2 separate regions of the Mus musculus genome follow, and region 1 is linked to region 2. A link is a loop called in an ENCODE intact Hi-C map of the cell type or tissue named here. Cell type or tissue: left cerebral cortex. All regions are shown on one strand. Each heading gives the region's core, and the rest is flanking DNA. Links, peaks and the distances in the headings are about the cores only. Region 1 holds the start of Zfyve28 (zinc finger, FYVE domain containing 28). Region 2 overlaps Zfyve28 (zinc finger, FYVE domain containing 28).

Region 1 (11,013 bases), core at 1,170-9,169, 79 kb before region 2:
TATGTGAAGTCTTAATTACATTCACCTAGTCTCCCAGCCCGGCCCCTCCCAAGGCACCAAGACTGAGCTGAGGTTCCTGAGGGCATTGGGTGGGGTGGGAACAGCAGTGGGCCCCAGGGCTTTGGCTTTGTCTGTTATGGGAGAAGTGGAGAGGTGAGGTCTCAAGAGTCTGTTCCCACGTTCTGTTGCCGTGGGACCCAGAGAGGTCTCTCAGCATGTGACAAGCTTCAGTCCAAAGTCTTCTCTTTCACTGGGGTCTTTCAGTGGCTAAGAAGCCTCTTTCTTATGACCCCTGAACCTCAAATCCTCCACCCTTTCTCTACCCATTAGCTTAGGGGAATCTCTCAACATCGAGTTACATGCTTACACTGCCTTCTCTGCCTGGGAGTCCCTCAAGGAAACCTCTGAAGTCAATTAAACATTCATTAAGTCTTGGTAAGTGTGGTGAGCAGGTCCCCGCCTGTCACCTAAACTTGGCCTAGGCCTAGAGTGATCTATGAAGGATGAACACAAAAATAGAAAAAGGTGTAAGTAGCTAAGGCAGGTTCCTCATCTGATCTGAAAGACAGTCACAGGTGGCCAGGATAAAACCGACAAGAACACACCGACTAAACTTAGGACCTCCGATATCTAGGTTTCTGTCACCGAGTTTCATCTAGACCCAGACTTACTTTAAAAAAAAAAAAAAAAGAAAAAAGTTAGGGTTGTTGAGATGGCTCAGTGGTTAAGAGCACTGACTGCTTTTCCAGAGGTCCTGAGTTCAGTCCCCAACAACCCAACCGCATGGTGGCTTACAACCATCTATAATGTGATCTGATGCCCTCTTCTGGCACACAGGTGTATATGCAGATAGAGCACTCGTGTACCTAAAATAAATAAATAAATCTTTAAAAACAAGTCTCTTATGATTAGACAGTTTCGTACATGTGGACAATATGCTTTAACCTCACTCATCCCACACAATGACTTTTTTTTTCTTTTTTTCGAGACAGGGCTTCTCTGTGTAGCCTTAGCTGTCCTGGAACTCACTCTGTAGACCAGGCTGGCCTTGAACTCAGAAATCCTCCTGCCTCTGCCTCCCAAGTGCTGGGATTAAAGGGGTGCGCCACCACTGCCCTGCACACATTGACTTTATAAATTGTCTGCTTTTACTAACTTTTACTAACATGAGTCCTTTATACAAGACGTTTCAGTTTTATTGTCTCATTTAACTGGGGGGATAGATTCTCTGAGAGTATTTTCTAAGGAAACAAGAGAACAAGCCCATGTTGAGGAGTTTGGAGTGGGGAATCTGGTTCCCTATCCCCAAAGAGATTTTCTTTCTGTGAGAGCCTGGGGTGTGGCCTCAAATGCCTCACTTGCTCTGTCAAAGAAGTGAGGTAAAGGAGACCAGTACACACATAGCCAGGACCCAGAGCAAAGAACACAGGCAGGCAAAGAAAGCATTTTTATAGACTCCCAGTTAAAGACCTAGGAATGGGGCTCAGCCAGGAAGCACTAGCCTAAAAAGCCAAGCCTTGGATTCTATCGTCAGCACCAAGGAAAACAAAACCAGAACAGAACACAGAGCAAATGTCCTGGACACAGTGCTGAGAAGTGGCTGCTCTTCTCCACAGGTTCAAGGCAGCAGTTCGTGACTGCAGGGAGTCAAGGTAGCAGGAGCCTGGCCAATGACCACATTGCATGCAGAATGTGAAAGGAAACTAAATACATCTAGTGCACAAAGGAAAACAGAGGGATGGTCGCATCCTAAGGTTCGGCTTGCCTTCTCCGCAGTAATTGTAATCATTGTGTACAGCCCAGGATCCCTGGTGGGACACCCAGACCATGGACTGGTCCTGCTCACAGTTAAGGTGAGTGAGTCTTTCCACAGGGTTAAGGTAATCAAGATTACACCCTCCCACCCAGGCAGGCATGTCCAGTGGTCTCTCAGGTTGTCGAGGTCCTATCTACATGCTAACTATCATTAGATACTCTGATGGGAATATTAGATTTTCCTTTTTCAGTAAGTTTCCAATCTGGAAGCCCAGGTCTTGGGCTGAATTGATGTGGATGTGTTGCCCAGGGTGCCAGGGAGCAAAGACTGCTTCCTGCTCCCCTGCTATGGAGCCTGTGTGTCTCTGCAAAAAGGGTGGGTCAAGTGCCCGAGGCTGACCTGAGTCAGGGAGGATGGAAGGAATTAATTCAAGCCCTCCCAGGTCTAGAGTTGACCTTGGTAGAGGATCCAAATGGAATGGACCAAAGAACCAACCTGAAGGTGGGAGGGAGCTCCCAGGAGCCAGCCTGACCCTCTGCTCACTGTGTGGTGGAGGCTGCCTTGCCCCACACCTGGGCAAAGAGCAGGTGCTTTGTGAGGGTGGATAGACTCTGAATCCCCTCTGAAATTCACCTAAAGTTTGAGAAAAACAATCATATCTGCGACTGGAGAACAGGCATGGGCTCAGCCAACTCTGAAGCATGCTTCGAGCACCTCAACTCTACACTAAGTTTTGGTTTAATTTTTTTCTTGTTTATTTTTGTTTTGGGGAAGGTGGTCTTGATATGTAGTGGAGTCTGGCTTCAAAATCTCCATCCTCCTGCCTCTGCTTCCTCAGTGCTGGGATCACAGGCCCACATATCCACAGCCAGACTCAGCTTTACTTAAAATAATTGTCTGTTTACTTGCTTTTAGTGCAAGAGACAGAACCCACAGCATCTCCTACACTGGGTAATTGGTCCAATACTGAGCCACATCTCAAGTATCTCAGTATTATTTAGTTTGCGGGTGAGAATTGAGATCTAACTCCTAAGTGGATTGATTACCTTTAAATATGGCTCTTTAACTCCATTCTCGAATCAGGGCTCAATGGTCTGGCCCTTGAGGTAACCTGGAAGGCAGGCTGAAGCAAGCAAGGAGGGTTCGTTTCTATCAGATGCAATCCACTTCAACAGCTTAGGCCATATCAAACATATGTTAGTGAAAGCACCCTCTTTCCCCACAACTAAAGCTGCTCTGCTAAGTGTGGCGGCTACTGTTGAGGTTTTGTCTTTTACTGTGTATCACAATGTTAAGTGTTGGGGGAGGGGAAAGACCAGGAGTCTGCACATAGACCTAAGTGACCCTGCCCCCAGGCTATTTCTGATTGGTATATAAAGATGCCAATAGCTAATAGCTGAGCAGAAGAGACATCGGTGGGGTTTAGATTTTCTGGGCTTGGGATTGGAGAAGAACCATGAGAAGAAGAAGGTGCAGGAGGAAGGAGAAGCCACCATAGGTTTAGATGAGCTGGCCTCGAGGGCTGGCCAATTGAAGTTAAGAGCAGCCCAGATGAAACATAGTAAGTAGTAAGTAATAATTTGGGGTTATCAATAGGAAAGTAGATTCTAATTGCATATAAGGTAGGTATCTGCTCAGCTGTTGTGCTGTTTAAGGCTTATTGTAAATATAAAGGTTGTGTCTTTTATCCATGAACTAAATGGTCAAAGACTGTGTAGAAACCCCAGGTTGGAATTAAAAATTTCTACAACAGGCTATGAAGCCACTCCTTGCAGCTTTCTCTTCCCTCCTGAACTACAAAGCCTGACTCTCACTTGGGCCTATTGTTACCCAACCGGTCAGTGACATTTCTCAGCCTCCTTGAAAGCTGGCTATGGTCGTGTGTACAAGTTCTTCCATCTCTCAGAAGTACTAGAGAATAAACTGTGGGAGCATTAGCCTGAAGTGTAGGACATCTCTTTCTTCTCTTTTCCAGTAGGTTCATGGGCTTAGGAGGCGATGGCTAGAACCAGTGCAGCCATCCTGAATCCTCAGTAAACAGGTCAAGGATGGTAGCCAGAAAGCTGGTTCCTGTTGCATGTCCAGAATTACCTCTGCACACATCTCTCTCTCTTTTTTAAAGATTTATATGTAAGTACACTGTAGCTGACTTCAGACACACCAGAAGAGGGCATCAGATCTCATTACGGGTGGTTGTGAGCCACCATGTGGTTGTTGGGTTTTGAACTCAGAACCTTCAAAAGAGTAGTCAGTGCTCTTACCCGCTGAGCCATCTCACCAGCCCTGCACACATCTCTTGAATGTGAACAAATCTGTCATGCTGGGATCTTTCTGCCTATAGTTAAGCCTGATCCTGATATACCTACCTCCTTGGGCTCAGCCTTTATCTTGGGCACAACTTCCAATATGAAGCATAGAAACAGCTTCTGCACAGTAATAGCCCCAGGCTTTGGAGTTGGCCAAGGGTGAACAGACACCAGATAATTTATTAATCTACTTACTACTGGACATGAATTCATGTGTCTGCTCAACGTCTTCACTTGGAGAAGATGATGGCTTTGGGAAGAGCTGCTTTTAGTTTTCTTTTAAAATTTTTTTACTTATTTTTATGTGCGTGTATATATGGGTGCATATGTAAGTGTGTGCACTTCCATGGGGCGGCCAGAAAATGACCGTAGTGTAGCCCTGGCTGTCCTGGAACTCACTTTGTAGACCAGGATGGCCTCAAACTCAGAAATCTGCCTGCCTCTGCCTCCCAAGTGCTGGGATTAAAGGCGTGCGCCGCCACGCCCAGCTCCACCTTGTGTTTTGGGCAGAGTTTCCCATTATTGTGGTGCTCACCAACTAGGCAATAGGCTACATTGACTAGTGAACCCCGTGGGTCCATCTTCTTAGCCTCTGAAGTGCAGCGATTGTAAATGTCATAATGCCTGGCCTTTTTTACAAAAATATATTTATTTCTTATGTTTATGTGTATTTGCCTGCATGTATGTATGTGCATCACATGCATGCAGGGCCCATGAAGTCCAGAAGAGGGGTTTGATTATTTGGAGGTGGAGTTACAGAAAGTTGTGAGCAGCCATGGAGGTGCTGGTGACTGAATCTGGGGCCTTGCCAAGAGCACCCACTGCTCTTAATCACCGTGCTATCTCTCCAGTCCATGCCTAGGGTTTTTGTTTTTGTTTTTGTTTTTCCAGTGAGTTCTGGCATGCTGAACCTTCTTCCACTAATTAGGCAAACACGTCACTGATTGAGCTATCTTCCCAGCCCCACAAGCAGTTTTTATGACTGAGAGAGTATACAGTTGTGGACATGTTGACTCTAAGGTGATCTGTTAGTTGTACAAATAGTGAAGAACAGGCAAACATCTGAATTCAAGCATTTAGGCTGGAGGGAAAAAATGTTTTTAAAACCACGTAGCTGCCTGGAACTACATAGAAATGGGTGGAGAGCAGCTTCCAAGGAGTAAGAAGGGAGCTACAAAGCAGGTCCAGGGCTGAGGGGCTAAGGGAAGATGCAGGAACTGCTAGGGTACACACACTGTATTAAGAGGTAGTCATCTGGGTCACCTGTTAACAGAGAGAGAGAGAGAGGGAGAGAGGGAGAGAGGGAGAGAGGGAGGGAGGGAGGGAGGGAGGGAGGGAGGGAGAGGGAGGGAGAGAGAGAGATTGATTGGAGGTGGTGGAAAACACCCTACTTTTATTTTTGGAGGTGGGAAGAAAAGCGCAAAGGTAGCTCGCTAAGGCCAGAAAATAGGCAAAGATTGGAGAACTGGAGAAAACGAGTTAGGGAGAAGAGGATGGGCTGTGCCTGGCTCCCTGTGGCGGCCCCTCACCTTAACCTGCCTGCCTACCTGCGGGCCTCTTGGCCTTCCTTGGCTTTAACCTCGTAGTCTGTCCAGGCGCCGCGGGCGGGAGCGTTCACTGGCCAGCTCCGGTACCCGCAGATCGCCTAGGCATCGTTTGGGCGCCGTCACCTAGCAACGCCGCGCAGGCCCTGCCCGCGGTGGGCGCCGGGACCTGTAGTCCTGAGCCTCCCTCCCTTGGTGCGCGTCCCGGGTGGGGTACGGCGTGGCGTTGGGCGGGGATTGGCGGCCTCGCCGGGCTCGCCCCATCCACCACTTGCAGCGGGCCGGGGGCGTGCGGCGCCTCCGGCGCATGTGCGGTCGTGACCGGCGGAGGCGCTGGGTGCTCTTAAGCCGTGAAGCACCGCGCGCCCTGTGCCCGCGCCTTTCCGCGCGCCCGCCCGCTCGCGGGTTTGGGTCGGCCGCGCGCCGCTTGCTGAGCATCCTTCCGGCCGCGCACCTGCCCCGCGCACCTGCAGCCAGCTGCTCGGCGCTAGGCGCCGCGCACACGATCTGCTTGCTCAAGCAGGTCCCGGCCCTGCCTGCGTGTCCACCCCGCGCCGCAGCCGGACCCGGGCGCAGCGCTGCAGAGGGCGAGGGCCGCCCGGAGCGTGGCTCGGGCCGGCGCGGCGATGATGAACAGATTCCGAAAGTGGCTGTACAAACCCAAGGTGAGCGGCTCCAGCTGCGGACCATGTCCCGGCGTCGCGCTTTCCCCCCTCCAGATCCCTTATCCTGCAGGTCCCTCCTTGATAGATAGACCTCGTTTCCTTGGCCCTGTATGAATTTCTTTCTCCAGTTCATGGGATGCCCTTTCCCTGCATTCCGCGACTTGGACAGACCATGTACCTGGCGCGCATTGACTGCTCTTTTCCAGTACCAGACGGGGCTCTTTCTTTCGGGCCTGGGTGTACTGTCATGTTTCTCCTCGTCTGGATACTAGATGGGCTGGCTCCAGCTCGCACCCAGCGGTCCCAGCCTGCGTGCTCAGAGCCCCTACTTCTCTTGGTTCCCTCTAGCCTCACCGCTGATGCTCCTTCATCTTTTCGCAACACAATTATTCTGTCCTAGGATAGTGGGTCTCCCACCCTCCCTTCGCACTTGGGAACCGACCGTTTCATTCCCCTTTCTCCAACCTTAGGCTTTGGTCAGACTCTTTCTTCCCGTATCTTAGAGGTCCCTCACGCCGCGGTCTGGTCCTCTATCCCAAAACGGAGTAATTGGATCTTGGTCCAGTTCTCATCTCTATCCTGTTCCGGTAGCCGCCTGCACCCTTTTGGATCTCCGACCAGTCCTCTGCCCAGTCGCGGGGTGAGGCTCGTGGAGCTTGAAGCTTCAGTGGGCCGGAGGTGCGATTCACCAGCCAGTTCGGGTCCAGGCGGCGCGCCCCGGCAGCCGTGCCAGTCGCACTGCGGGCGCTGCGTCCCGCTGCCTGCCTGGGGCTGGCAGCCCGGAGCCGGACCCGGTGCGCTCTGTTCGCAGCTGGGCGATGCAAAGCTAGGATCCAGCGAAGATCCAGGACGCAGCTGCGGCGTCCAAAGCTGCGTGTTGGGGGTTGGCGGAGTCTGGGGACGCCAACGCTGGAGGTCTTCAGAGGGTCACGACCTGGGTGGGGTCACTGCAAAGACTAAGGGCGGGAGCAGTGCAGCGGCTGCGTGCTGGTATCTCCGAAGTCAGAGGCCTCCTTCTCTTTGGCCCACCCAAGGAACTGACCGCTCTCCCGCCGTGACTAGCCACATTTCTTGATTTAGGGTTTCTGTCCCAGACTCTGTGAATGGTCTCTCGGAGTGGGGCGAGTATTCTGGAGAGACAGCTGGTCTGTTTGGAAGACTGGCATTTGAGGTTTAGGGGACTTTCAGGGATCTGAATCTGTTACAGTTTTTGTCTGCCGAGGTCGGGAAGTTTTTCCTTAGGTTAGAGAATGTTGGGGTGAAGGCTTACAAAGCATGGGGCTGCCTTTGATCAGCCTCGGACTGGACAGAAGGTATTCTGGAGTCTTGTGCGCTGGTGCAGCAGCGGCTCGTGCTCCTGTCTTCCTGGTTGTGGGCAAATATACTGGGGGGTGGGGTTGTGTGTGGGGAACCCTTGCGACCCTTGCGATGGGTGTGGTTTGAGTCTTGCTTGCCCTTAGCCACGCCCTAGGCGTCTGGCACTCTCTTTGCTGCAATCCCTTCAATGTGCACAGTCCTGCCTGCTGATGGTTAGTGGGTCTGCTAGCGGCTGCAGCAGCTCCTGCTCTGCTTATCTGCACAAGGAGTGCCCCCCGCCCCAATTGAGTGAATTTTTAGCACAAGAAAAACAAAACCAAACGACAACAACAACAACAACAACAACAACACAAGTTCAGTACTGAAAAAGTCATTGCAGAGGTGGGATTTACTTTTTCAATAACAAATGTCAGGGGAGCAGGTGGGAGTGTTTGCATGCCCGAGCTACGTCCCTGTCTCTCAGAATGCTTCTCAGAATGTGTACCGGCTAGTTTTGTGTCAACTTGACATAGCTGGAATTATCACAGAGAAAGGACTTCAGTTGAGGAAATGCCTCCATGAGATCCAACTGTAAGGCTGTAAGGCATTTTCTCAATTAGTGATCAAGGGGAAAAGGCCCCTTGTGCGCCCCCCCCCCCCCAATCTCTAGGCAGGTAGTCTTGGGCTCTACTAGAGAGCAGGCTGAGCAAGCCAGAGGAAGCAAGCCAGTAAAGAACATCCCTCCATGGCCTCTGCATCAGCTCCTGCTTCCTGACCTGCTTGAGTTCCAGTCCTGACTTCCTTGGTGATGAACAGCAGTATGGAAGTGTAAGCTGAATAAACCCTTTCCTCCCCAACTGCTTCTTTGTCATGATGTTTGTGCAGGAATAGAAACCCTGACTAAGACAGAATGCTTGTGGGGCGCTGGGGCGTCCAGGTGCCATTCCAGCAGTGCTACAGTAGGAAAGGTGTGTTCTGTGACCCTCCTTAACTGTTTGAAAGGAAGGAGCAGTGCCTACTTAACCATTGGTTATCACTCACAGTTAATTCACAGTGGTCTTCCTTTGTTGTGCCCCAAAGTTAAGTATCATGTCCATAACGTTCCCTGTTGAGCAGTAGATTGCTTTCTAGGTACAGACCATGGCAAGTGGAGAGCTGAGTTGGTAACTTTGGGTGATTCAGCCCAAAGCCATGTACTTTTTAGAAGGGAAGAGATAGGTTAGACCCCCCCCCCCTGCAGCTGTCCTCTTCCTCATTGTCATTTCTCAATAAGCTGTCTGTTACTGTCCTTGACCTCTGGACTTGAGCCATATCTCTGTCTGAGATCTTGCTCTGGCCATGACTGTCTCCAGAGCTGATGCCCTGTGGCCAGTCTAATGGTGAGGCATCTCTGGTTTGAGATTCATTGTTGAATGTCGGTGTCTTGATTGTTTGAAGCATTTGGGTTGCGGTAGGTCATCCTAGTAGTTTTTAATTTTTCAAACCAAAGCTTAGATTTTTTTCCCTTCAGTTATGAAGCGATTATGTTTCTCCTTCCTATATTTGAACATATTTTGGCACAAGTGAATTGAGAGTTGGTCCTGAAATGATTCTGGGCCTGGAAGAGTTAAATGGTGGCAGGAGTGGAGGTGGGGTGTGGGGGAGGAGGGGGGCTGTCTGGGGAGATTGCTTCAGACTTGATCCCCTTTCACTTCCTATTTAGATACACTATTTAAACAACATTTAAATGTAACTGCTGCTATGGTTTAAAACCGAACACATACAGACCATGTTCATAACTTGTGGTGGAAATATTTTGAAAAATGTTGTTATTCCTACAGTTCAGAGAAGCAATGGGAAATGCTTAGATTATTTTCTAAATGACAAAAATTTTGGTTTCCAAAGCACTAAAAACTGAGTTGGAGGAAAAATATACCCGGTGAATAATAGTTTATGTTAAAATGACATGTCAAAGCATTATATTTTCATTGATTTTCTTAAACTCAGCCTTTGAACAGCTCCCCCCCCTCCTTGATGAAGTACTATTAGACTCCTGCTATTCTGGGTTTGGCGTCTGTGAGAGAAAGGTGTGTGGTGAAGGCTCAGAGGCTGAGCTGTCCATATTGCTTAGAGAGTGCAGGCAAAGACTTTCTCAGAAAGGATGTTTGTGTTAGAAAGTCCAGGCAGGTGGTGACCTTCTCTGACTGACCTGGGTGACATTGCTGGTTACCAAGGGAGGAAGTTGGCCTAAGAGGATAAGAACTCTAGGCTAAGACCCTGCCTAAGCTGCAATTCCTGGCTGCCCTGGGTGAGCCTATTGATGCACATGAAGGATGCATTTGTACTTTCTATCTTTAAGGAGGAATTGACTGGCAGGTACTACTGCTTGTCAGGGGTATGGGAATGGTGGCTGTGGTGTCTAGTTTCTGCACATGCGCCCCACAAAGAGCCTTCTTGTCTCAGCTCCAAACCACTACCAGGGGCGTGGCTATTGACCTGCATGCCGCTCCTTTGCTGTGGAGTCTCCTAGCAGTCCTTCACTGTGAGAAGTGGAGATGCTGTTTGCAAACATTTAGGGTTCAGGTTACAGATGAGATGGACCTCACCAGGGGAAGCCAGTGAGACTCACTGGGTGTCTTTTCTCTAACAGTTCTTTTAAATTTTTATTTGTTTGTTTGTTTGTTTGTTTATTGTGCAGGGGTCTGTGCTTGTCAAGGTGCACACATGGAGGTCAAAGGACAACTTTCAGGCCTTGGTTCTCTCCTTTCTCCATGGACATACACAGATAGAAATTAGGTCTTCAGGATTAGTGGCAAGGACCTTTTTACACTGAGCCATCTTGCCAGTCCTTTTCTATTAATTAATTGATTAATTAATTAATTTGTGTGTGTGTGTGTTTGGGTCAAACATTGACCTTGAACACCTTCTTTGATTGCTTTCTGCTGTGTTTTTTTGAGATTCATATCTCAGTGAACCTGGACTCAATGTTTTGACTAGACTTTCTGTCTGAAGAGCCGTGGGAACCCTCTTGGCCCCCACTTCCCAGCAGTGCAGTTCCAGATGTCCAGTGCTGTACCTGACTGTTATGTGGTGCTGGGAAACCAAACTCAGGACTTCACGGTTGCACAACAAACTCTTTACCTACCACCGTATTCTGTCGCCTTAGTTGGTCAGGGTCCAGATCCACAGTCAGGAACCTTTCAAGTTCTTACTCTTCACAGCCCACCCTACCACAGACCATCCTATTGGCTGCCTTCCATTCACCAGCTATCTCCTTACATGTCCCACCCCACCCCATGCTTCTTGACTAATAGCCAACCCGTGTGTTACCTGGAAGCGCAGGGGTAGGTGGAGGCAAGTCTGGAGTTGGGGCAGAGGGTAGTGGTTCCCAACACCTGCCTTCATCTCCCACCCCTTCCAGAGCCTTTCTTCAGGCTCAGCATTCTCAGGCTGTTGTAGGGTGGGCT
Region 2 (11,013 bases), core at 1,361-9,360:
GGTGTTGACTGTATTGTATATTTGACTGTATTGTGTATTTTATCTGTAATGTTGGGGCAAGAGGGAGGGGCAAAGAAAAGACGTCTTCCATCCTGAGTGGTTTTATACATTGTGGTGTCCTCAGAACCCTGCCTTGTGGAGACTTACCTGGGCAAGGCAGGCAAGGATGGAGGGCAGGAGTGGAAGAGTCTCTACCTGGAGGTCCTGGATACTAACACATGGGTGCGTACAGGTTGGGACAAGGTAAATGACAAGATAGGGAGCAGATGGAAAAGGAAGGTACTTCAACCCAGGGGGCAGGAGTCTCTGCATCCAGGGCAGATGCCCATTTCCTGTCCCTCACCTCTTCCTAGACAGCAAACAGTCACCACTTTTCCTGGAAGCATGCAAGGGAGAGCTGGTCAGGATCTGTGTCTGTCATAACTCTGAATGCTCTCCCACTCACTACATAGCTCTCTGCTCTGCTACTGGCTGTGATGGTAGACGTTCTGAACCCACCTACTTTCTAGGCCCTGGCAACCTCTAATCTGCTTTTGGCAAACATGATCTGTAGACATTGAAAATAAGCCATGTAGTACAGGCACTTCCGTGTGCCTCATCTTTTCCTGAACAGTGTCTTCAAAGGTCTTCCACACTGCAGCTACAGTAGGACTTCACTCCTTTTCTCAGCTGTGTCACCCCAGTATGCGGCATGGCCATGCTATGTTTCTCTCCTTTCACAGCCGATCCATCTGTAAGAGGGTTTTTTTTTTTTTTCTGTCAAGAATCATGCAGCTATGAAATTCTACTTCCAGTTTTGTGTGGACATGTGTTTTTATTTTTTTCCAGTCTCTAATAGTAGAACATGGAGGTTGTATATCAACTAACCATTTTCCACATACCCAAGGTTACATACATCACATACATCCTACAAGTGGTATGTATGTGTGTGTGTGTGTGCGCACGTGCATAATGAGGGGTTCAACTCCTTCAAATTGTCAATGATTTTTAATCAACTTTCTATTCTTAGGGTGTAATCTATTAATATGCAGCCAGTCAATGACTTGTTGGGTGAGTGCCCATAATTTAAGCCCTTGGCAGGCTGGGGCAAGAGAATGGCAAATTTGAAACCAGCTTGGACCACAGAGTGAGAATGTGTCTCAAAACCAAAGCAAACAAACAAGAACCAAAGTCACTTGAAAATGTTCCCCCTTGACTTTGCATTCAGTTTATAGAAACATTTAACTTGGCTTTATAACTACATAGGATATTTGCATTCTTTCTAGACAAAGTTGAACAAATAGATGTATGTGAAGAAGACTGCCTCACGGGACTTTACTCTTTAAAGGTTTGAGACTCAGAGGTAGACTTTGAGGGTGCACACTCCTGACACCAGGTAGATAGATGGCTCTGAGCTCCGTACCCTCTTCACCTTGCCCCCTGACCTCTAGCCAAAACCTTACCAGAGCTTTTTGGAGATGTCCCCACTTTCCTTTACTGAAAAGTCGAGCCCAGACATGGTTGGGCCAGTGTGCACTCGCTCAGGCCCCCATCCACACTCCCGCTGTTGTAGATGGTGCTGCTGAGGCCAGCTGGTGCAGATGTCTCTCTGCTTCCATAAAGCCTTTTCTTGGAGGCAGCCCCAGCTTCGTAGCCATGGAATGAATTAACTTCTCAGACTGCTGATGGCTACCTAGACACCTCCTGCTCTGTTACTGGTGAGTGAATTATTTTTCTACAAGGCTGACTCAAGAATCCTGTAAATTCCTTGACAGGGGGAGGTGTGGGATTTTCTTTTTTTCTTTTTCTTTTCTTTTCTTCTTCTTTTTTTTTTTAATCTTTTCTGTTTCTTATTTGTTCAGGAAACAGCAGAAGACATCTACCATCTGGAAACTTCTGCCCTGGGAAGGGCCCTTCATCCATGCCTCTACATTTAAACCCAGTCCAGTTCAGTACACACTCGACACTCAGCTACGAAAAGGCGAGACAACCTACCTGGTGGCCCAGAAGACCTCCCACCTTCCTGGAAGTCGGTATAGAATATGCAAAGGGTCTGAAGAGGAAGCACTTGGCAAGGGGCCAGGACCTCAGACAGAGGCATGTCAGCCCAGCACTGTGCTTTAGAGAGCTGGAAGAGGTCTGCCTACAACTACCTATCACTCCTGACCCAACACTGACAGAACCATCGTAGGAGTACTGGCGAGTGTTCTGTGTCATGGGCACATCCCTCGGGGGCCAAGCCAAGTGCTGGAGCCCACCGGGGAACCAGGTGGATGTGGCAGACCTTTCAGGTCCTGCAAGGAGGTGACCAGCAGAGTGTTTTCAAACAGAAGGAAGAGGCCAGTCACACACAGGCAGAACATTTGCTGAAATGTGGAATGAGACGTCAGGAGGTCTGGTTAGTGTAACAGCAGTGTGACAGAGCTTTTTTATGACACATGTCGTCTCATGCACAGGGTGGTATATTAGGATTCTCTGAAAGAGCAAGATAGGGTGTGTATGTGTGCGTGTGTATGTGTGTGTATGTATACATATGTATGTATGTATATCAGATATATACATTATAAGTATTTGAATTTCAATTCTTAATATGTTTTAAAATTATATATATATGTATGTATGTGTGTGTATATATATATATATATATATATATATATATATATATATATATATATATATCCCTGTACTAGATTGGGATCTATCTATATAGGACCTAGTCTGGGTACTGCAAAGTCTCATGCTGGTAAGGCTGAGAACTGGTAGTTGTCCAGTCTGTAGGCTGGCTGTTTCAGCAGTCCTAATCTGGTGCTATGGTCCTGAAGGATTCCTGGGGAGTAGCTGATCTTCAGTCTGCGTTGGAATCCTGGAGAAGTTGTTTCTATCACCACTGAAGGAGTTCCGCAGCAACAGGGTAGATGAACTTGCCAGTGAGAGTGAGGACAGGCAGGCAAAAAGCAAAGGTTTCTTCCTCTGTGTCCTTTTCTGTGGGCTGGCACTGGAAGATGTGACCCAGATTTAGGGTGGGTCTTCCTGCTCAAATAATCAGATTAAGAAAATTCCTCACAGGAGTGCCCAGCGTCTTGGGTTTCAGTTACCTTCTGTGAGAAACCCTGTCTTGAACCAAAAAAAAAAAAGTTTCCTTCTGTATGCAGTCAAATTGACAACCAAGATTATTCATCACAAGTGGGTTATGATTCAACTCTAGTTATACATCTGGGAGACAGATGCTAATGTCTGCCTCGCCTCAGTGTCCATGGAAGGGATAGTGACCTTCACTCTTTCAAGCAGCAGGATCCATTTCTCTGCTGTTCCAATTTGATCACGGGGTTCACCCATCATCTGGCAGGTGCCTCTGTATCTCCTGTGATATGTGACATGGGAAGCGTAATGAACAGTGGCAGGCCCTGTGCTCACAAGTTTCTGTCCCGTGTGTGAGTCCCACCTCTGTGAAAATGGAAGAAAAGCAGGGAGCTGTGGCAAGAGACCTGCATTTGAGGCTGGAGCCCTCCACATCCCTGGAGTGTGTATTACTACTAGTCAAGTAGAAGGACTCCACAAGGACCAAGGGTCATTCCTGCCAAGGGACTAACACATGCTGGCAGCAGAGGGGCCTACGGCTGAGAGTGTAGACCCTGCTGGAGAAGCCCCTCTGTGGGTGCTCTTCTGTCCTTGGCTGAGTCCACCAGCCCCAGCATCAAGGGTGGTGGGACATTGTGAGTAGTCAGCATGGATGTCCTCACCCTGCTGAGTGAATGTTCTGGAACTTCTTTCCTTTTCTTTCCTGGAATGGTCTTTCCTTTCCGCTAGCTTCTTTCCTATCTGTTCAGTGGTCAGAGATTGATGTTTTTGGGAAAAGTTGACATTTTTAGAAAGCTGGTTTTCTCCCACCTAACCTTAGCTTCCTGACTCAAAACGTTCTTTGTTGTCAACTCCATTGTCTGCTTGTCAGAGGACAAAACCCACTCAAACCCATCTCTCACCCTTAGCATGCAGGGATGTTTGCTGTAGAAACTACACTAATCCCTTTTTTTTCCCCTCTGTGTGGTCCCTGATCATTGTAAAAACTCTAGAAACACTAAAAAGACTAAAAGAAGTAAATAAAAATTTCCCACATTTTATGAATAGTTTTGATTATTCTTCATAGTGAAACTGATGCTGTGAGTATTTCTCCACAAAGTTCCTGTTAAACACAACTCTAGGGTTGGAGAGATGGCTCCGTGATTAAGAGCACTGGCTGCCCTTCCAGAGGACCTTGATGTAGTTCCCAGCACCCACATGACAACTCATAACTTTGTAACTCTAGATCCAGTGCCCTCTTAAATCATCTGTGATGCCCCGAGCAAACATGCAATACACACATGCAAGCAAAACACCCTTACACACAAAATTTAAAAAACAGCCAAACCCACAACTCTAATAGAAATGGTATTGTGTCACAGGACATAGTCTATTTACACCATATTTCCAATTTATGTTTTAGGTTAGTCCTGGGCAGTTTCTTTTTCTTTTTTTTCTTTAGACTTTACCCCAGGGTCTAGAATCAGCATCACAGAGGTCAAAATCTTTCCAGAGAAACACTGACCTACGCATACACAACATACACAACATACGTGCTCCAAGGTGTGCCCATCTTTACCAACACAGGCACCTACTATACATCCTGCTGACCTGGGAGGCAGAGCCTGTGTTCTCTGTGTGTGTGTGTGTGTGTGTATATCAGCCAGATGGTGGTAGTTCACTTGGGAGGCAGAGTCAGGTAATCTCTTGAGTTCAAGCCCAGCCTGGTCTACACAGTGAGTTCCATGACAGCTAGGGCTTCACAGAGAAACCCTGTCTTTAAAAAAAAAAAAAAAAAAAGCCGGGGCCTGGCAAACACAGAAGTGGATGCTCACAGTCAGCTATTGGATGGAACACAGGGCCCCCAATGGAGGAGCTAGAGAAAGTACCCAAGGAGCTAAAGGGGTCTGCAACCCTATAGGTAGAACAACAATTTGAACTACCCAGTACCCCCAGAGCTCGTGTCTCTAGCTGCATATGTAGCAGAAGATGGCCTAGTGGGCCATCATTGGGAAGAGAGGCCCCTTGGTCTTGCAAACTTTATATGCCTCAGTACTGGGGAACGCCAGGGCCAAGAAGTGGGAGTGGGGGTGGGGGGAGGGTATGGGGGAATTTTGGGATAGCATTTGAAATGTAAATGAAGGAAATACTTAATTAAAAGAAAATAAATTTAAAAAAAATTAAAAACAAAACAGACAAAGAAAAAACCAAAAGAAAAAAAAAAAAAAAAACCTCCCAAAAAACAAAAAAACAAAAAAACCACCAAACAACAAAAACCAAAACCCACATTGTTTAAACAAGCTTACAGTTCTGGGCTGCAGCTCAGACACACCTTACACCAGGCCTTTAGCACAGTTCCAGTTACTGCCTTTGTTGAGCCAATGGGGCACTTTACTAGCGTGGGGATCTGTGGCTGCCTTCTGGCAGGCATTTCTATGGCTCCCCCTGGTGGTGGATAGCTGCAGTGGCTTCTAACTGATTTCAGCTGCTGGGCCATGTGCTAGAACCATTCACAGTATCTCTTAACCAGTCCCATGTAGCATGTTGTTGTATTTCCAGTGTATCTGGATAGGATTTAGAATCCTCATCTAGGGAAATGCCCTGGCTCAAGGCCAAGTGGAAATGCAGCACTGTGGGCAGGAAGGCAATGGGCCTTCAGATGTCGCTAGCCCTAGCACTGTTGAGTCTTGGAGTCTCAGTGTTAATGTTCTTATTTCCTCCATCTTTTCCCCAGTGTCTGCCCTGTTGTCTTCTGCCCAAACGTAGCCCCAGTGTATGCTGGTAGTGGTCCAGTCCCCACTTTAGAGGGCACATATGTGATGGTTCCCTTAGGGAACCTCAGATCCTCATCTGAGTATCAGTGGGTGTAGGGAAGGTGCCGTGTTGGGAGGAGGCTCCTGGAGAATATGGCTTGGCAGAGTCCAGGCCTGAAGTACTGAGCCTTATGGTATGTGCTCCATGTCCTGTGCTGTTCTGGAGAAGGGTTGCAAGCTAGTCCTGGCTCTTAGTTCTCAGCAAGACATATAGCAGGTGTTCCATCCGTGTGAAGCAAGACCATTTCCAGTGTAGTCTTCTTGCTTCTGAGGGAGCACAGACTCACAAGTAAGCAAGGGAAAGAAGGCTACCGTAGATCACATGCAGTCGAAGGGTGCCCATCCTCAGACAGCAGGCTTCAGAAGAGGCTTCCGCTGTTTAAACTGCAGTGTGACCAGGGAAGGCCTCAGCCAAGCTCACCCACTTGCTGCTGCACAGTTTCTAGGAAGCGTTTAGAAGCAGCAGAAGCTCAGGCATGCATGACAAGAGTGGTAGTGTGTTTGGTGTGTGTGCCTGAGTGTATTGTATCTGTGCTTGCATGCACACACATATACATTGTGTGCATTACATATGTAAACACACTTTTTGTTTATTTTCATCTCCATACATTTTTAGTGTACACACACATATTGCATCTTTAGTTAAAAAGTAGTGATGTGGAGGTTAGAGTCCCATACCATAGTAGTGGGGGCCTTCTGAGAGCTGGGGTGAGTGCTATCCTGGTCTTGACTCTGTCTCTGAGACTAGGTGTCTCCTGAAGGTGTGAGCAGTGTTGTAGGCTGATAGACAGATGAAACTGGGCAGGGCAGATGGCCTCAGGACCTGGTGAGTAGACCAGAACCACAAGAGTAGTTGTGGCATCTGTGGCCACTTAGAGGCAGTCTCCATATTGGGCACTATTGCACTCAATCCAGTAGAGGAGGGACTGTGGATTCAGGCTCACATATCTTTGGCATAACGGGTTACCAGCATGAATAGGATTTCCTTCCCCACTGACCCTACACATGTGTCCCTTAGGTCACAGCCCGCTGGCCTTCACTGATGGATTGCAGGCTTGGCCTCCTCACAGAGGCCATGCTATCACTGTCATAATCAAGGTTGGGCTCTGAGGATAGGGCTTCTCAGGCCCACCTGATGTCTGTGTCTCTCCTTCCCTGGGATAGCCAGGGGCTGAGTGTAGTGATCAGAGCCTTGTGTATGGCTGTAGAGTCTGGCTTACTGTGTTTCTTCTGGATACTTTCACAGTCAGATGTGGAGACACTTCTAGCACAGGCCTTGGGAAGTCTAGGATCAGTTATCTTGCCATGAGAGCAATGTCCACAGAGCATGAGTAGACCTTTGGTCACTCCGTGCTGGGGCAACTTCATTCTGTTGTCCTAGCTAGGTCTTCAGAGGGCTCCCACCTTGACAATGGCAGATTGAGGCAGCCTGTGACCTCAATGGCTTTCCTGGTTGCCTCGACTCTCTCTTCTCCATTATCCTGATGATCTATGATGTCTCAGCCCCATGTCTAGAGAATGTGCATCAAAGGCTCATCCCTCCACAGTGTGGGCTTAGCATTCCTCTCTTAAGGTCAGACAGCATTACTTCTCCACTCTGTGGATTAAATAAACAGAGGCCCTGGCATAGATGTTGATGCCTGGCAACCTTCAGCTCAGACTGTCTAATTTCCTGAGAGTCCTTTACCTCATGGGGGTCCCACCATGGCATCACAACATGGGTGTGAGTGCAGTTCACAGGCTAATTGGCTCCGTGTCTTCAGACAGGCATGCCTGAGGCAGGGCACTCTGTACTTAGCCTCAGCCGAACCTGAATATGTGGTCTTGGTCAGCAGTAACTGAAAATGTAAAGAATGTTCCTATCTAGGTGAATGGCCCGCCCTTCTCAAAGGCCAGAGACGTCAGGCCGCCAGAGAGAATGGAGCTTAGTTCATTTTGCACTTGGCGGACCTGGTGCTTGCCTTGTCACATTCAGGACTATTTGCTGTCCCACAGTGCTTCTTCTGCCTCTCGGCTATCTTTTGATAACTGTGGGATGTGGATGAGAACTCTGACCCTTTCCCTGCCCCAGAGAGAGGCTCTGAGTGGCAAGGAGGGGAGGAGTGGGAGCTGTGGGGATTTCAGAGGGTTGGGGATGGTGTCCCCTCAGCCACCCTCTCAGGGTTGTAGTCCCTAGCCTGGAATGGTGGGGTGGAAGTGAGGATCCACCTTCCTTCCAAGTCACCCTGAGAGGCTTGGCAGAGGTAATGGGGGTAGGGGCAGCTAGAATCTGTAGTGACAGTTGCCATGTCACCAGAAGCCCCTCCCCCCATCCCTTGTGTGTGTGTGTGTGTGTGTGTGTGTGTGTGTGTGTGTGCTGTTTCTCTTAAAGAGACTTCAGCTGTCTTCCTTCGTTTCCTGCAGTTGGTCTCCAGGTGCTGTGGCATTCAAAGCCTGCACTCAGAAGCATGAATCGAGACCACCTCTTTGCTGTTCAATTTGTGGAATGAAAGCAACAGTAAACACTCTTTGCAGAGCACTTTCCTAGATGTATAAACATTGATTACAAGTTCCGACTCCCCTAAACGACTTAAGCTATAATTATATGTTAGGTATGACTATTTCCTTTGACGGCATCAAACACTTTAAGCGTGCTGTGCTTGTGTGGACTTCTCTTCACTGCATGAATATCCCCTCCCTGCAAACGGCTCTGTGTATTAGTGGCCTGAGGCAGCTGCACTGCTGTTTCACAGACTGGATCTTTATCTAGCCATCAGGACATTTGACTGCTATTATCTGGGCTCAGTGATCTCATCTCTGGACCAGTAACTCACGAGCAGCTGTGAGATGGTCTCAGGAGGGGATCAGAGATTCCATATCCATATTAGTGTTAGAGGAGACCTAAAGCCAGACTTCTACTCTCAAGTCTTAGAGGCTAGAGGTCTGAGGTCACATTGTACTCCAGCTAAAGGTTCTGAGCCTTCCTGCCTCGAGTTCCCAGGGCTCCTGGCATTTCCTTGACTTGTGGGAAATCTCTCCCTCATAAGGACCTTTACTGATCATCCAGGCTGGCCTCATCGTGAGATCCTGACACTGACGAATCTATAAAGTACCTTCTCTCCAAAAAGCTCACTGCCAAATCCTCTGGGGTGTGATGTGGATGTGTCACACTTGGGGGCATGTGGCATTCACCATAACATATGGATCTTGGGCTTCTGACTACTCTGCTCTTCCACTTTCCCAGAGGAACCACCATTGGATGTGTTTTCATGGTGCCATGATGATGACATCAGGAAGAGTGCCTGGCCAGGGCACTCTTCCATATAGTGTCTGGTCCCTGCAAAGTGATTGTCCCCGCAGAGAGGAGAGCCTGCTTATGTATGGACTCTCTTGTCTGTTCCTCAGACATGGAGGCTACTGTGTTGGGGATCTTCTGGTGTAGATCCAGAACAAGAAGAAAGGCTGTTGCAGGTTTTTACATTCTCATTGTGTTAATACACAATGGGTCCACAGTAGTGGGCAGGGGTGGAGCAGGAAGAGATTTGTGTAGCAGGGTCTGTTTGTAGAGAGGGAGTTAAAGGGATGGGAGGTGAGTGAGTTGAATAGAGACCTCATGACTTTTGTATGCAGAGCTTCTCTGTCCTGGATCTGTAGGGTTCTTGGTAGGAGCTATGCAGTGATTGGGTGCAGCCTGTGCCTGGTACGGTTCATATTGGGTTCATTTAAGTCATGGACATTCATTCCTTCATGAAAAAAAATGTCTTGGAGCTTCTTTAACAATGAGCAGTAGATGCTGCAGAGGAAAACTGCCGTCTTGCAGTCTTGACAACAGGAAGTCAAGATAAGGGAGTCTCAGAGCTGGTTCTATCAGGGGCTGTGAGGGAGATCCTGTCCTAGGCTACCCTCCTGCTCCTGGTGGTGGCCAGGCATCCCTGGAATTTTTTGGCTTGTGGAAACATCACGCACAACCCGTGCCTTCATCACCACATGCTGCCATTCCTTCATGCATGTCTGTGTTGATTTACTATTTATGGAGTTACCAGTCCTGTTGGATCAGGGCCTACCCTGCTCTAGTATGACCTCATCTGAGTTCATGATGCCCACTAGGATGCTGACTGCAGGGTAGGACTTCATCATGCATATGAATGGATACCATTCACCCTAGGACAGCATACATAACTCTCTGCTAGAGCCAAGCAGCACTGTAAGGTGCCTGATGGTCATAGCATGCTGACCACCTGCTGCCATTCACAGCTGACCTGCAAAGTGGGTGTGACCTAGTTAGATATTTTTAGAGCTTGTTATTAGAAAGTTGTCCTGCCCTACCTGTCTTATTGCTGTGACGAAACACCATTATAGCAGTTTGGAGTGGGGGTAGGTTTATTTCCATAGAACAGTTCAATATCAAATGGTGTGAGAGCAGGAACTCAGGCACGCAGGAACCTGGAGGCAGGAGCTGATGCAGAGGCCATAGAGCTGCTTTCTGGCTTGCTCCCTCTGGCTTGCTCAGCCTGCTTTCTTATAGTACCCAAGACCACCAGCCCAGGGATAGCACCCTCCCCTATAAAGTGCCAGGCCTTCCCACATTCATCATTTATTAAGAAAATGCCCTACAAGCTAGCCTATAGTACAGACATAAGGAAGTGATTGCCTTAAGTGAAGTGTCAAGTTGACAAAACTATCCAGGGTATTGCCTGACCTCTTGACTCCTGAAGAAGGCAGAGCCAGACCATGTTGTGGCCATTTCAGCTCTCTGGAGCTTTACTCTTGGGGACTGAGATGTCCAGGGTGGTGGGACTGACCGGGTCCAGGGCCTAAGTGTGAGACCCTCCTGGCTAACTTCTGGACAGGCCAAGTCGCCTGCTAGTTTTATCTCAGGCATCAGATCCTTAGCAGTGTGTTTCCTAGGTAGATGGCCAGATGCCCACTGTGCCCTGGCCCATTTCTCCACCTCTCTCCTCTTTCAGCCTCTTGCTGCCATCACCATCTGCAGGCCCAAGGGTGCCATCTGCTGCCTGCTGCCTCTTCATTCTCTTCTTGGAATTGAATTTCTATTTATTTGTTTGTTTATTTTTTTAAATTAGGTATTTTCTTCATTTACATTTCAAATGCTATCCCAAAATTCCCCCATACCCTCCCCCACCCACTCCCCTACCCACCCACTCCCACTTCTTGGCCCTGGTTT

The links. Hi-C counts contacts between places; a loop is a spot of excess contacts. Peaks named below come from ENCODE experiments on the same cell type or tissue, not always from the same donor. Only the 100,000 strongest peaks of a DNase experiment are listed, where the experiment ranks them.
Region 1: a loop joins it to region 2, with 4 times the contacts of the local background. A loop is called at or near these places in 4 of 42 quality-filtered maps.

Annotation. Positions count from the first base shown.
Region 1 is chr5:34,283,357-34,294,369 of GRCm38, reverse strand. Zfyve28 (zinc finger, FYVE domain containing 28) reads left to right here and starts at 6,046. Exons shown (of 13, transcript NM_001015039.1): 1 at 6,046-6,271. The coding sequence starts at 6,233. It overlaps Cfap99 (cilia and flagella associated protein 99), which reads right to left and starts at 5,705. Exons shown (of 16, transcript NM_001370805.1): 1 at 5,610-5,705. In left cerebral cortex, for the core only: a CTCF peak has its summit at 5,907; DNase peaks (open chromatin) are centred at 6,417, 7,015, 7,387, 7,711 and 1 more place; H3K4me3 peaks cover 3,213 bases; H3K27ac peaks cover 2,376 bases.
Region 2 is chr5:34,204,894-34,215,906 of GRCm38, reverse strand. The region is part of intron 8 of Zfyve28 (zinc finger, FYVE domain containing 28); the gene reads left to right. Among named protein-coding and RNA genes, the nearest start is that of Mxd4, 23 kb to the right of the region's middle. In left cerebral cortex, for the core only: a CTCF peak has its summit at 5,483 (motif pointing left); DNase peaks (open chromatin) are centred at 1,628 and 5,482.